Regions from separate parts of the Mus musculus genome. Here region 2 is linked to region 1. The links are chromatin loops, found by intact Hi-C in ENCODE. Cell type or tissue: left cerebral cortex. All regions are shown on one strand.

Region 1 (8,000 bases):
GACACAGAGTGTTCCCGTGTCACTAGCACGAGGGTGACAACCCTGGGGTAGAGGACACACACCGCTCCTGCGTGTTTTGTAACTTTCTGCCTTAGGTACTCAGCCCTTGGGTATAACTGACCAAGTTGTGCGGCTGTCACTCAGGAAAGCAGACCTTGACACTCTCACCCCTCTGTGCTTGAATTTGGAATTTCGGGTCAGGTTCTCTATGGCCTTTCTGCTTCCACCCAGGTAGGAGTAGCAAGAAACACATTTCAATATATCGTTCTTAGATTCTTTTGCTTTGTTTTCTACTTTTCTTTTATTTTCCTTTCTTTTTCTTTTTTTTCTTTGACAAAGTCTCTGTCGGTATCCCAGCCTGGCCGTTACGTCATGGTCATCCTGCCTCAATGTCCCCTGTGCTGACATCATAGGCATGCGGACCCATACTCAACGTAATACGTTTTCATAATAGAAAAAATATATACTTTTTTTTTCTGAACAGTTCTTATTTTTGTTTTCTTCAGGAATTCTTCTCCCTGTGTTTACCTGAGGTCTCTCACTAAATTCACCTCTTTTAGCAAACAGGTTTTCTTTGTAAAGATAGTGTCTTCCTTAGAATCTCAGCATTGCAATGAAAGGAAGCCTGGCTTGGCCTGATGCCCCTGCTCTCCTCCTTCAGAGGCTTGGGTATTTCTTTAACCTCTGCAAACTTCCCTTTTCTCTTTAAGCAATCACCAACGGTGGCTGCTTGGGACTGTTTTGACCAGTGGCCATGAAAGATTTACATAGGCAAGCCAATGACGGTAGCTTTCACGCTTTTTTAGGAAATGTATTTACTTATTTACTGATGCACATACACTAGAGTTTGAACCTTGGACCTCATGCATAGCAAGCAATGATTTTGCCATTGAGTTACACAGAATTTTATCAAGGCTTTTCTTTTCAAATTTCACCTTGTGACAAGGCCTTGAACTTGCCTTGTAGCTCAGGAAAGCCCCGAACACGTGACCCTTCTCCCTTGCCTCCACCCTCCCTGCAAGCAGTGAGTTTACATGTTGAGTGTTGAAGTATGTTTTGCTATTCTTCTTCCTCCTTCATTACCTCTCGAGTTCTTTCCTATTGGTACTGGGCCTGGATCATGAGGATTGAGGCTATCCTGTTCAGCGTGAAGTGCTTAATGACGCCTTTACATTCTGCCATCTAGATGCCAACTGGACCACTCCCCGGTAGCTGTGACAATCCAATCCATCTTCAGAAACTGCCAAAGGTCCATTGTGTGGAAACCCATTCTGAATAATGGCATTCACTGCTCTACTTTTTTCTTTTGCACACCTGTGTGTGTGTGTACTTGTGTGCTCATAGTCAAGTAGACAGTGTCTTGAAGATTTGTTTCTCAAATTTCCTTTAATAACTATAACAAAATCCCAGCTTGTAGTCTCTCTCTTTGAATGCATGCTTGGAAACATCTCGGTATGGGTGTGTCCATGGATGCATGCCACGGCACTCAGGTGGAATTCAGATAACAGTGTCTGGTTTAGGATCTCAGCTTTTACCTTGCTTGAGATAGGACCTCTTGTGTACCACCACCTACACCCAGACAGCCGGAGCTCCAGCAATGAGGGTTCTCCTGTGTCACTGGAGAATACTGTAATCACAGACTTGTACTATCGTGTCTGTCTTTATGAGAGTTCTGGGAATTTTAACTCAGGTCCTCACAATTTATTCACAGAATTTATTCCACATTCCAAGAAAGGTGGATGGACATTGTGGGCTTTCTTACTCTCAGACAGTGCTACAGAGACACTAATAGCATGCCTCCCCTTCATCAAAAGGCACCGTCTTCCAAGCCGGCTCTCTTCGCACTACGAAGATGGCTCCGTTCATCTGCTCTCAATTTCCAACATTAGAAAGCAGATGATGGGGTAGAAAAGTCTTCAGGGTGATTTAAATAAGACTTTATAGGATCCAGATTGTTCCCCACCCATCAATGCATCCATCATCTACAAGTCATTTTAATCAGGAAGGAAATTGGACATGCCTCAAATTCGGCAGTCCAGGACCATATGGTGGACCTCTCAAGTGCTTCCCAATTCTAAAATCCTGAGCTTTTATGATTTCAGTATTTACATTTATTATAAAAACATTCCCGTCCATCCCATTCTTCCTTAGCACCTTCCTTTACCAAAGAATACCCCCCTCAAATATCTCCAGATTGACTTTGTACCCAGCAGAAATAAACAATGATTGATAATGATCAATAAGACAGGAAGTCTTAGTTGAATGTCAGCTATTTCTATTTGGATAGCATAGTTCTTTGCATCTGCTTCCACACATTTTGATTCCCTTGGACACCTCAAATCACTTTTTTTTCTTTTCTTTTTGCTTGTTTTTTGTTTGTTTGTTTGTCTGTCTGTTTTTGCTCTCTAGGATAGATCTCTCCCTGACCTTCCCTTGCCTTTCTTCCCCTCCCCCTTTCCTCCTTTCCCCTCACTCCTCTCTTCCCTTCTTCACGCCCTTTCTCTCATAAAGTCCAAGCCAGATTCATAAGCCTCCTCCTGCTATTTGCCCTCGTAACCTAAGGCAAGCAGTGGAGGCTCTGCCACCAAATTAAATGTGCTGCTGCAGATGTTGGAGCTTATGAGATTTAGGGCGATCATTTATCTTTTCTTCCCCCCTGGTGTAGTCACTGCTGCCCTCCAACTTTCTACCTTTCAAACCTCAGGGCCCAGAGGAGGAGCATCTGCTCTTCCTACCATGCTGAATAATTCATGCCATTCAGCCCCAGCCTGGCCACATCACTGGCTCTGGCCTTGAAGAATTTCCCAGGCATAGATTTAAAAGGAGTGAGATTTTTAAGCTTCTCGGTTGTGCAATTGTTTTTTTTGTTGTTTTTTTTTTCTTCCTCCAAAATTGGATTGAATTCAACCCAAAATGCTTCCTGGAAGTGGAATTAACTGAACAGATTATTTCTGTAGAGTTTGGAAATTGTGTTATTGTGCGTACCGGGGTATCTGGTGTGGTGGGATCAGCGGGGCTCTGGTGGGTAGAAAAGAGAAGAGAATCCTACCCACCCGAAGCTTGCTCATGAGGCATGAGAGATCTTATATCAAAGCGCCACTGAAAAGACTCTCCACTAGTCCCGTGGGACCACACTGAAAATGCTCACAAGCGGCTAAGCTTCCCTCTTAGGCTATCTTCCTGTTGCTGGGATACCATATTCTGACAAAAGCAACTTCAATGCAAATTAGGCTGTGCGCATGCTCATGTGTGCGGCCTTCCGCTGGAGTGTGGTAGACTTCCCAGGGGCCAAACCTACTGCACTGGAGGAGTAGGGTGCGGAAGTGGGTGGATCTGGAGGAGCTGGGAAAGAAGATGGATATAATCAAAACACATTGTAGGAAATTCCCCCAAAATTAATAAAAAGCAAGCAAGAAAGACAGTTTAAGGGAAAGAAAGTTTATTCTGGTTCCCAGCTCAAGGGATCTATTATGGCAAGGAAGTCAAGGTAGAAGGAGGTCGAGGCAGCTGGTCATATCCAATCCACCTTGAGGAAGCAGAAGTGGTGGATGTCTACTGTTGGTAAGTTCGATTTCCTGTTTTATGCAGTCCCAAGATTCCAGCCAGGGAATGGCTCCCACCCATTGTTAAAATGGGTCTTACCACAACAGTTAACATAATCAAGGCCATCCCCCACAGGACCATACAACACACAGAGGCCCATCTCCTAGCTGGTCTGGGATTCAAGTTGACAGCACGGACCGTCACAGCATCTCCAGATATCACTAGGTGCTGAGGATCAACAACGAAGACATTGTCTTTAGGGATGCTGCACAGTCCAGACTAGGGCTCTAGACACTGACTGCTATTCGCAGGCTTGTAAAATCATCCCCTGTAGAAAGGACAGATTTCCAGGGGCTGATGTAGGCCTTGTGTGTTCATGTACTCATGTACGCATGCGCTGAGCAGAGTTTATTCAGGTCCCTCCCTCTACTCCACTCTTGGATGTCATGGTCTGATAAGCCTGTTCTGCTCCCAGCCTCTAAAAACTACACTCCACAAGGAGGAGTAATTAAAATACAGTGGTGACCCTTGTCCTCTTACAACTGTGGTAAGTTCTGGGTGAATGTTACAAGCAGGCAATGATTTAGGCCCTTTACTTGAGATAATCACCTGCAATGTTCCCGACTTACTGGTACATGGTTAGTCTCTTCTTCCTCAAGCTAGGCAGGAGCCTGGATGTTTGAGATACTACAGAGACAGTTGGATTGAATTGTGCGTCAGCAGGTGCATACCCGGCTTCTCCGTACTGAGGATCAAGCTTGCACCCACCCTCGCCCCAACCGCTCACCTGGAATGAGTCACTCTGTGTTAAGAGCCTGGCAAAGGGAGGGAGGGAGGAGGGCTGGCCAAGCACATGAGCTAAGACTGGCTGCAAAGACCTGTTTTTGATGTTAAATTGGCTCCTTGACCTACATAATGCTGTGTTGGTATAAAGCTGATTCAGCTTCAAAAGTCCGCAGAGCTTAATTGGGAGCTTGCTGCTGCTTAATGTATTTTTTTCCTATTTGTGTCCTTTGCTTAGATTTTCTCATTTTACCTCTGGTTTAGCAACAGAGCCTCCTGAACAGCTGCCAGATGCAGCTCCCAGCTTTGGCCAGATTTCTCTCTATGGAGTGTGGATACCACAAATAGAGAAGCCAGAAACTGGGATTTCCTGTCCTTCCAAGAATATCTAGAAGTAGGATTTTTTATTTTTATTTTTTTGCCACCATGAAACATTGTAGACTTATTTATTCCTGGCTTTACTAAGTTTATAAATCACTTACTTGGTTAACCAGAGTTGAGTTTTCACAGAATAGAAAATGGAAAAATGGAAACGGAATGGTATACCTTCCGACCACAAGTGCCAATGGCACCTTGCTGATGAAAGGAAGCATCCAGAAAAGGCTGTAGGCACCTGGGTGTGATGACTATTTTAGAAGGTCCTTAGCAATCATATGAGGCTAGAAAAGATTTGTGATGCCAAGGCTGGATGGGATTTAAATGAATACCTCTGGCCACATCTGTAAGGCAACACCTAGATTCGATCAACTTAAGTAGGAAAACCCATCCTAAATGAGAGCTGCATCACCTTGAGCAGAGATACAAGACTAAATAAACAGGAAGAAATGAGCTGAGTGCAGGCACTCACATCTCTCTGGTTCCTGGATGTGGATACAATGTCTCCAGCTGTCTAACTGGTTCCTGAATGTGGATACAATGTCTCCAGCTGCCTTACTGGTTCCTGAATATGGATACAATGTCTCTAGCTGCCTCAAGTGCCAATCAGCCTGACTCACCGCCATGGATTGTACCCTTGAACTATGAGCAAAATAAACCTTCCTTCCTTTAGTTACATTTGTCAGATATTTTTTTCTCAGCAACAATTAACTAATGAAACCCCTTTCCTCTTAAATTTGTTTACCGGACTAAAACCCAGATCCACAAAGAGGGACACAATTTCCCTGTTATTTCATTCACTAAAGATTTCACTCCAAGTGGGTAAAAACATTGCCATCTGAGAGCCATTTTTATCTTTCCAGAAGTCACCTACATTCCCTCTGTCAGGTCTGTCCTCCATTCTTGTCCTGCCGCAATGAGACAAACAGGGGGAGTGGGCTAAATTCTTATGCATGATGCAATCAAATCGTCTACCTTCTGTGCTGTGCATCTGTCTATTATCAGTTCATTTTCATTGAGTCAAATGATCGATGGCTCAGCCGAAGGAGAAAAGTTCCCTACAAAGAGATGACAAAGATGGGCTTTCTTTCAGCCACTTATCAACGTCCAACATGGTTGAAACTACTCAAGTACAAGGATATCTCATGTCTGAGCTTCATAAATGATTTCACCCACCAGATTCGTTTTCCCTCTAACACTTTCTCTCCCAATGCTCTATTAGATGGTAATGTTTCATGTCTGTCTCATACCATTAGTATCAGAGCAGCTGATATAAGACATAACAATTAGGTTTGGGAGCCAGCAGCTCATCTGAAGACCAGTGTGACCTTCTTACCACATTGCTGCCTGGGACATGACTTGCAGTTTTGATACCTCTGATCATATCTTTGAATCTGTTACATCCATGAACTTGACAGCTGTGCTGTGATGGCCACCTGCATAACTCGTGCATGGAATCAAGTCAGCAGCAATAAAGCAAGGTGCAGGGAACAGCTCATGAAGTCCCACCCCTATCAGAGGAGCTATTTCTTGCGAGTCAATGGCTGCTGATGGAGGGTGAGTTAGGTATCTTCAGGGATATGAGCCCAGAGAATCTATGAATGCTCCGGGGGATGGTACTACATCCATGACCATAAGAGGCAGCACTAAGTGGGCTCAGCAGGTTTAAAAATAAATCCCATGAAGATAGGAGGGAAAACTGATGAGAGATAGAAGAGAGGTTGGGCAAGAAGATTTGATCAAAATACAAACACGACTGAGACTGTCAAAACTAAATTTTTAAAACGTGTCCTTAAATACTCATTGTGTATCTGGTAAGGAATTACTACAGACTACAGTTTTGATCATTAGAATTTTAAATACTAATACAAATTTCCCTAAAAGTTGCCATTGGTTTATTGAGGAGAAAAAAAAATTAAGTGGACAATTGAAACCCTATAAGATTACATATGTTTTGGGATTTTAAATCATTAAACTTTTATATTATTAAAAATGATCATAAGAAACATAAGCTTAAAAGTTCATTACATGTTAGCTGTTTCTCACATTACTCTTTCTCTTGTCCCCTCCCAGATGCACCCCCACGTCTGTCACCTCTTGACTTCTTGACTTCGTTTTTTGATGTTGTTGTTGTTTTTGTTGTCATTGTTGTTGTTGTTATAGCCCATTTGTGCTGCCCATACACTTGCGAGTATAGGATCATCCACAAAAGTGTGCTGTGCCTTATGAGGAGCCACACCCTTAAAGCAAACGGACTCTTTCTATCCACAGGCTGTCTGTCAACTGTCAGTAGCAACTCAGCTAGGAAGGAGGGTTGGTTAGCCCTTCCCAGCCCATGCTGGAATGTTGGCTGGCTTGATCTTATTTTTTTTTTTTTTTTTTTTTTCTTTCCATTTTTTATTAGGTATTTAGCTCATTTACATTTCCAATGCTATACCAAAAGTCCCCCCCATACCCACCCACCCCCACTCCCCTACCCGCCCACTCCCCCTTTTTGGCCCTGGCGTTCCCCTGTTCTGGGGCATATAAAGTTTGTGTGTCCAATGGGCCTCTCTTTCCAGTGATGGCCGACTAGGTCATCTTTTGATACATATGCAGCTAGAGTCAAGAGCTCCGGGGTACTGGTTAGTTCATAATGTTGATCCACCTATAGGGTTGCAGATCCCTTTAGCTCCTTGGGTACTTTCTCTAGCTCCTCCATTGGGAGCCCTGTGATCCGTCCATTAGCTGACTGTGGGCATCCACTTCTGTGTTTGCTAGGCCCCGGCATAGTCTCACAAGAGACAGCTACATCTGGGTCCTTTCGATAAAATCTTGCTAGTGTATGCAATGGTGTCAGCGTTTGGATGCTGATTATGGGGTGGATCCCTGGATAAGGCAGTCTCTACATGGTCCACCCTTTAATCTCAGCTCCAAACTTTGTCTCTGTAACTCCTTCCAAGGGTGTTTTGTTCCCACTTCTAAGGAGGGGCATAGTGTCTACACTTCAGTCTTCATTTTTCTTGAGTTTCATGTGTTTAGGAAATTGTATCTTATATCTTGGGTATCCTAGGTTTTGGGCTAATATCCACTTATCAGTGAGTACATATTGTGTGAGTTCCTTTGTGAATGTGTTACCTCACTCAGGATGATGCCCTCCAGGTCCATCCATTTGGCTAGGAATTTCATAAATTCATTCTTTTTAATAGCTGAGTAGTACTCCATTGTGTAGATGTACCACATTTTCTGTATCCATTCCTCTGTTGAGGGGCATCTGGGTTCTTTCCAGCTTCTGGCTATTATAAATAATGCTGCTATGA
Region 2 (8,000 bases), 550 kb before region 1:
GAGGCTGGATAAGCTCAGGGGTTAAGAGCACTTGTTTTTGCAGAGGTAGGCTCGATTCCCACCACTCATGCGGTGACTCGCAACCATCTGCAACTTCAGTTTTAGGGAATCTGATGCCCTCCTTTGAGCTTTTTGAGCACCAGGCATACATGTGGCACACAGATGCATATTTGAGGAAAACACTCATACACATAAAATAATGTAAATAAATCCTAAAAATCATATATATCAGGAGAATTATTAAAATGGTACAAACATTCCCCACATAGCATAGACTTGGTTTTCTGTGTCATCGACATTTAGATGAGAGTAGTGTATTGTTTGTGCAGACAGTTCTCCAGCACCGAGACGAATACCATGAAGTACCCTCCAGTCTTTATTCAGGGGTCTTCAGTTGTTGCCTGATGTGTGTTTTCAGTTCCTAGACCATGGGCCATTCAGCTGCATGTCACCTCTGGCTCCTCCTGGTTGGGGCAATGTCTCTAATTTTCCCTTTTTTGATGACCTTGACATTGTTGAGAATTACTGGTCAGGTATTTTGGGAATGTCCCTGAGAGGCGGGTGGCAGGGTGTCTCCTCAGGGCTGGAGTTATGAGTTTTTGTGAGATCCCAGAGGCAGAGGACTGCTCTCATTATGTGGTACTCTTGATGCTTGACATGATTAATGGCTGTCGAGCTGACCTTGGCCACCCGGCTGAGGTCGCGTGGGTCAGGGTTCCCCTCCCCCGCCCATGTTGGGTTTCTCTTTTCCTTCTCATTCTGTCCTTGTGAGAGGGAAGCCATTGTGAGCATCGCTCACGTAAAGAACAGGGCCTGTGCTTCAGCTGTTTGAGAACAAACATCTGCATTAACATCTGGGATCTGTTCTATCGTCCTTTATTTTTAAAGGGTTATTTACTTTATGTGTGTAAGTGTTTTTCCTGCATGAATGCATGTGCACCGTGTGTGTGTGTGTGTGTGTGTGTGTGTGTGTATTGGTAGCAGAACCCAGAAGAGGGTGCCCAGATACCTTGGAGTTAGAGTTATGAACAGTTGTAAGCCAGCGGGTACTAGGAATCGAACCCAGGTTTTCTGCAAGAACAGCCAGGGTGCTTAACCACTGAGCCATCTCTCTAGCCCACTTTCTCTAATTCTTTAGATAATCGTTTGCTTGCATTAGTCTTTATCTGCAGATATTTTTTTTTCTATTTCTAAAAGTAAGCTCTTATCTGTTTGACACGGGATTTCATTCTATGGCTCTATGGCCCAGGCTAGCCTCTACTCGCAGCCTCTACTCACAGCCTCCCAGGTACTAAACTCACAGTCACGAGTCAATCATGCCAAGGTGAGAGGCAGTCTTTGAGGGATGTTTTAGTTGGCTCCTGTGTATGTTTATCAATATGCTTGCCAGTTTACTAGTAGCATATAGGTATGCGTGTGTTTGTGTGCATTAGTGTGTGTGTGTACACATATGCACATGCACATCAATAAATATGTAAAACATTCCATGGCTATCTAGTCAAATTTTTAAACTACATTATCATATATCAGAGGCAAACGCCCTAGCACGGAGCCATAGCTCCAAGCCTTCTCGCCCACTGGGCACTGCAAAATGTTGCTCCCTAATCTTGGTCCAGTCTTAGAATCTCTTCTATCTTTCCAAACTGGCAAGGTGTGGCATATATATAATTCCAACAAGCTAAACATGAGTTACATGGTGAGTCTGAGGCCAACCTGGGACATGTGAGACCATGTCTTAAATAACTAAAAACCAAATCAAATCAAAGGCCATCCAGATATCTGGTAGAACATTATGTCCAGGTGTGTCTGTGAGTATGTTTCCAGAAGGGATTGGTCTTTGAATCATTGAAGAGAGACAGGAAGATACCTTCTTCCTTATCCAGTAATGACAGGCCCCATTCAATTTACTAAGAGCTCAGAGAAAACCAAACCAAATTAAACCAAACCATACCATGAGTGTTTTGTCTGTTCTTTTGAGCTTGGATATATTCTCCTGTTAGTAGACTTCAGAACCCTGTTTCTCTGGCTTTTGGACTCTAAGGCTTACACCAGCAACATCTCCGAGGTCCTTAGCTATCAGCCTTGGACCAAGAGTTGCAAGATTTGCTTCCAAGATTCTGGTGACTAAGCACTGGACTGTGTAGAGAAATTTTAATCCAGCAACATGGCTGTTCTGATCACATCCAAAGACCTAGGTCTGTGTGATCCTGTGGGGATGCAGACATACCCTTAGTGCACATCTTTTATCCCTCTGGTTGGAATCCTTTAGCACATACCTTTAATTCCAAACAATGACTTCTAATTGAGGGGCAGACAAAGAGAAAGATTTGACACGCTGAGCCAGAGATAGAATACGCCCATCACTCGGGAGAAAATCTATCTAAGAGCAGCACAGGGCGAGAGGATGCAGTCAGCGAGCTGGGGGTTGAGTCAGTTGGGAGTCAGTGCGGTGAGTGGTGAGCACAGCAGAGGGGCTGATGAGTTCCTCCTGAGTCCATGCAGTGCACTGCAGGTCAGCAGAGGCGGCTGAAGCCAGAGAAGGAGAAGGAGCCAGGGGATTAGAACAAATTGCCAGTTGTTTGAGGCAAAGCAGAGCAGTTCACTGAGAGAAGCCAGACCGAATCAGTCAGCTTGGAGAGGAGCTTTGCAAAATTCAAAACAGCTGAGTTGAACCAGCCAGCCAGGGTTCAGAAAGAACTAGAAAGGGTGAGCTTATTCAGCAGTAAATCTCTGAGACAGCAATTGCATCTGGAGATAAAAGTTACTTTTATAGGACTGAGCCATGCTTCTGGCTCTCTATCTTGTAGACTGCCTGTCGTAGATTATTCCATATACTGTCTATATATTAATCTATTTATCAATGTATCTATGTATGTATGTATGAATGTATGTATGTATGTATGTATGTATGTATGTATCTATCTATCTATCTATCTATCTATCTATCTATCTATCTATCTATCATCTATGCAATCATCTATGTATCTATCATAATATATCATCTATGTATGTATGTATATATGTATGTATGTATGTATCTATTATCTATGCAATCATCTATGTATCTATCATAGTATATCATCTATGTATGTATGTATGTATGTATGTATGCATGTATGTATGTATGTATGTATCTATCTATCATCTATCTATCTATCTATCATCTGTTCAGTGGTCTATCTATCATCTATCTGTTTATTATCTATCCAATTATCTATCTATCTATCTATCTATCTATCTATCTATCTATCTATCATCTATCTATAGTCATCATCTATCTATAATCTATAATCATCATTTATCTATAATCTATCAATCTACTATCTATCTATCATCTCTATATCTATGCATCTGTTTATTCAAGTATCTTATTCACCATAATCACCATGATCATTATCATTGATCTGTTCCCACAGAGGTTCTCACACATACTTCTATCCTTTAATAAGCTTCATTATTCATAGGGATTCCTAGATGTTTCCAGAAGTTTTGGAGAGGCTGACTTGACTGAGAGCAACTTGTCTGCAAAAGCATAACCTCCTACTCTGAGACCCGGGTTCCACTCAAGTGTCAGGATTTCGGAAGCAGGGCAGGGTTGCACTGAACCAAGTTTCTCTGGGTAATAGAGGCCTAGGGAAAAGCACCAGCTACCACATAGCAGGGCAAGTCGATTTGCATCAAAATCAGACCTTCCTAAAACTTTCCAGCCCTTCAGCTGCAGGAGCGAGTCTGAATTTTTACTGTCTAACTCAGAGCTAGTTCATTGCTAAATGGGTCCACTTGGACACATCCAGAGGAACACTGTGTGTAGAGGAGGCAGAGAGTGCTTTGTGCTCACATCTGTGCGGTGGCGAGTGATTCATCTGCCAGCCCCATGCTGGCCTCCTCCACATCCCCGGAAACCATTCATGAAGTTCTCAGAACAGCAGTACCTTAAAGGGCCTGCCTGTGTTTCTGTAGGACTGGTAAGTGGTTCTCCACTCAGAGGAGGCCTGAAGGGAACACTCGGGCACCCCTTTGAAAGGGGTCAGGACTGGGTGATTAACTGCTCACAGCCAATGTGGATGCCAGGGTGACAGTGGGATACAGGATGGGTCAGGTCCCTCTCCCTGCTGGTGGAAGGGAAATTGTTGTATTCTAGAATCCCTACACCATGAAATGTGAACACAGGCTGAGTGACCCTTGCTAAATTGAATGGTGCAACCGTGCCCTGACAACTCTGTGAAGAAGCAGCAACCTCCTGTTATTCTGAGAGAGGCTGCCCTGAGGATTAGGGAACATTTACATTCACAGCTGGCTCTAATTCCTCTGAAACAGACGATTTTCCAAAGAGCCTTTTGACTGTTTAAAACTGCTACCCGGCAAGACATTTGGGTAATTGGGCTATGTTGGTCTCCTGTCACCTTTATATATATTGATGGTCATGTAGCCTTAAAAGACCTTGTTCCCCTTTAATTGGGATTTCCATGTGGGAGGGGCCTATGTGAACCTTAAAGGGCCAGTGTGGAGAAAGAAGGATACCTTTGGTTCTCTCTTCCCCTGTTTTAGTGCGGGCATTTGGACTGTAAAGAAGAGAAACAGACTTGTGATGTATTTAGAAAAAAATAAAAGAGAGACACTAAATGGTGCCTTCTGGTAAAAATCAGGAAACTGAGAGTGGTATTTAATGGAGAGTTCCTACTGAAGAGTCCTGTCCAGAGAACACCGGCTGGAGGTGGCAAAGCCCCGGGAACTCCGGAAGTTATGCCGGAAGTTATGCAGTTTCCTCAGGCTCCCTCCGCTCCCTGCTCCTCCTCCTCATTCTTTCTCTCGTCCAGTTTTCAAGGTATTCTATGCACCTGCCACAGAACGCTGTTCCTGTGTTTGCAGTTTTTTTCCACCTCATTTTGAGTCACCACATGCTCTGACTGGTAATGTCTGGATGACAATTCCAGACTCCTGAGACAATCTGGTCTAGATTGACATTCACCGTCTTGGGAAGAGGAAGGTGGGTGGGCTCTTCTCAGAGAAAAGCAATGTTCTCTGGGAAGCAAAACTGTCTGTGGTAACAAAGGGAACTAACTGGGAGGGGAGGGTAGAGAGGGGAAAGACGATCAATGTACAATAAATATACTTGTATAAAAATGTCGGGTGCCATGTAGGTGCTGCCTACATGGACGGACTATGTTATTCCTAGAAATCATCGGTTTTTAAATAAAAGTTTTGTGCTAGCTGTGGAATACCCCCTTGTGAGTTGTTGGCCAGAGAGGTCCAAGAGGTTCCAAAACAATACAGGGTACTGCCATTGCTCTTGGCTGCTCGTCAGAACTAGATGGTAAAACCCTCTTGTTGAAGATCCCACACCCAGAGAAATCTGACCTTAACTCAGCTGCCTAGCATGCTGGTGTCTAAGGGTACTGTGTAGCCTGCTGGAGGAGATGATTTACTTAGCTGTGGACACTCATGGCTACAGCTGTGACCTCACTGGCAGGATACGCCCACTAGTACAATAATGGCATGGTTGTTTAGGGTGTATCCAACTACTTTCTGATTGGATATGAGGACCCGATATATAATTGTTTCTGTAAGCCCACTCAGACTCGATATGGTTCAGAGGCCACAGTGGGGAACCTGCTACTCTTGGTTTGCAAAAATGGACACACTATCAAACTGCCTTCTAAATGTTTATATCTGTACCCATAGATAGTCCTGCTTCCAGCCTTGGAAGAGATGCTTCCTTCTGCAGTGGGTGGAAGTCAATGCAGAGGTTTCTATTTGGCAAATGTGCCAAGAATAAGTGGCTGTTGAGTGCTCACCAGTGTCACCCGTTGAAGGTTCAGGGACCGGTGTAGGAGAGAGGACAGAAAGAAAGCAAGGGTCGGGGGATGGGAGCATTGCTGTAGAACACTGCCATCCAGACAGGACGTGGTCACTTAGGTCACGCACACTAGCAACGATGCATTTTTTATACAAGTTTTGCACAAGACTGGGCCTGTCAACATCCCATCATGGATAGCCGAGGGACCCAGGAGGCCTCTGCCCTCCCTGGGGAGCTCTTCACAGTTCCTGGTTGCTGGAGGAGGGGGTGACATTTTCTTCAGTGATGTAGCCACTGGTGAGTTGCCCACGCTCCGGCAAACAGTTCTATACTCATGCTCCCGCAGGCAACCCTAATTAAACTCAATGGATTTAAAAATAAATCAGAAAACAAAGAGTAAATAATGTAGCCTGACATCCTGGTTTACAGAGAATTAAAGCATGCTACTTGCAGAGTTTCACAATGCTAAGAAAAGAGAAGAAAATGTCAGGTTGGTGAGACGGGTCACTCAGTAGGTAAAGGTGTTGTCAAGCCTGAGTACCTAAATTTAATCCCCAGAACCCACGTGATAGACACAGAGACCTCCTGATAATTGTCTTATGGCTTCTACACAAATGCTGCAGAGTGTAAACATAGAGTCATACAATAAAGAAATAAGCAAATAAATAAACAGGCCGCATTATATAACAGTACTATGTACAATGAATACCACAATGAAAATTTTAAAAAGAAACATTTTAATCTAAAAAAAAAGCAAAACAAACAAATAAAACGACAAAAGCCATAGGGATTTGCTCTTTAAACATAGGGACCGTCACACCCATCTCCCTGTGCAGATGGGGAAACTGAGGCTTACCAGTCTTTTCTAGTTGAATGGAGATTGTTAAGAGGGAATGATTTTATTTTGCATGAAAACTAGTGATATTTTTCAAGTTACAGCCTCTTAAGAAGAAATAGAGTTATCATTCATTAACTGGAACATGTTGCTTAACCGAAATCTTTTTTACTATGTAATCTGGTCTAAAGGAAACACCCTCAAAATAAAAAAGGCGAGTAAGTGAGAGTGAAATTTTGGTACCAGAAGAGAGTGATTTCCTAAAACAATCCAGGACAGTTATGTAAAGTTCTTTGGATATTTTTGCATCTTAAAAAAATTGAATTCAAGAAATGAACAAGAAGGAAATAAAAAGCCACAGGAAAGTAAAAAATGCCCCAGTGGCCAGAGGTTCTGGGCGTCCTCAGATTTTCATGAGCAGCCTGGTCCTTAGCATGTAGAATAGGCATGGATGCCCTGAGCCACTGGCAGGGTTCAGAGTCAGGGGGTGGGGGGAAGGAGCTGTGCATTCCAGTGGTCTCAGACTGTTGGCATTATTGGATCTGAAGACCAGGGTTGAGACTGTCAAAACTAAAATCAGACAAAGTCTTCAAAAAATCATAACTATATACCTACTGTGTGTGTGGCCCTAGGTTTATTAATCAGGATCAGAAAAACAATCAAAAGCTTGTGGCACAGAGGCTCGGAGATGGCTCAGTTGGGAGAGGGCTTGCCTTGCAAGCCTAAGGGCATGGATTCGATCCCTAGAACTTACTAACAACAACCACAGGAAGTCCCCGAAGCTGGGTAGGGTAGTCTATATACTGGGGAGACTGAGATTCTGAGATCCCTGTGTCCAGTCAGTCTAGCCTATTTGGTGAGTTCCAGGCCAGTGAGAGACTGCCTCAGGACAGGTGAGATGGGATGTTGGCTTAGATAGAGTTGGAGCAGTTCCACCTGTGTGGGGAAGAGGTTGATGATGAAAGTAAAAAAGATCTTCCATTTGTTTTCCAGCAAAAGTATATTGGTAATGTTTATTAAAATGGCGGCAACACCTCTGAGCATGGTGCTATATGCCTATTGGGTGGCTGAGGCAGGAAGGTGGAGAGTTTGACGCTAGACTGGACTACATCAAAAGATCCGGTCTCAACAAAAACAAGTGCTGGGTTCAGCAACCCAAGTTAATTAATAATTAATCAACCAATATTTACTGCATGTATCCTGTGGTGGACAAACCCATCTAGAAAGATTGCCAGATACACCAGACCTTAGTCACTGAATTTGAGCACTGACTTTCTTGTTAGGAGTGATGGACTGCGGTTACAAGCCCAGTTCAGAAGACCAAGCCAGGAGGCCCAAGAGTTTTAAATCAGCCAGAGCTATAGATTC

Evidence for each region. Hi-C counts contacts between places; a loop is a spot of excess contacts. Peaks named below come from ENCODE experiments on the same cell type or tissue, not always from the same donor. Only the 100,000 strongest peaks of a DNase experiment are listed, where the experiment ranks them.
Region 2: a loop joins it to region 1, with 3 times the contacts of the local background. A loop is called at or near these places in 2 of 42 quality-filtered maps.

What each region holds. Positions count from the first base shown.
Region 1 is chr2:171,583,035-171,591,034 of GRCm38, reverse strand. No RefSeq gene overlaps it. Among named protein-coding and RNA genes, the nearest start is that of Gm35481, 53 kb to the left of the region's middle. In left cerebral cortex, a CTCF peak has its summit at 4,643; DNase peaks (open chromatin) are centred at 3,220, 3,975, 4,548 and 5,325.
Region 2 is chr2:172,136,144-172,144,143 of GRCm38, reverse strand. No RefSeq gene overlaps it. Among named protein-coding and RNA genes, the nearest start is that of Gm35719, 16 kb to the left of the region's middle. In left cerebral cortex, a CTCF peak has its summit at 3,978; DNase peaks (open chromatin) are centred at 4,460, 4,900, 6,100, 6,912 and 1 more place; H3K27ac peaks cover 886 bases.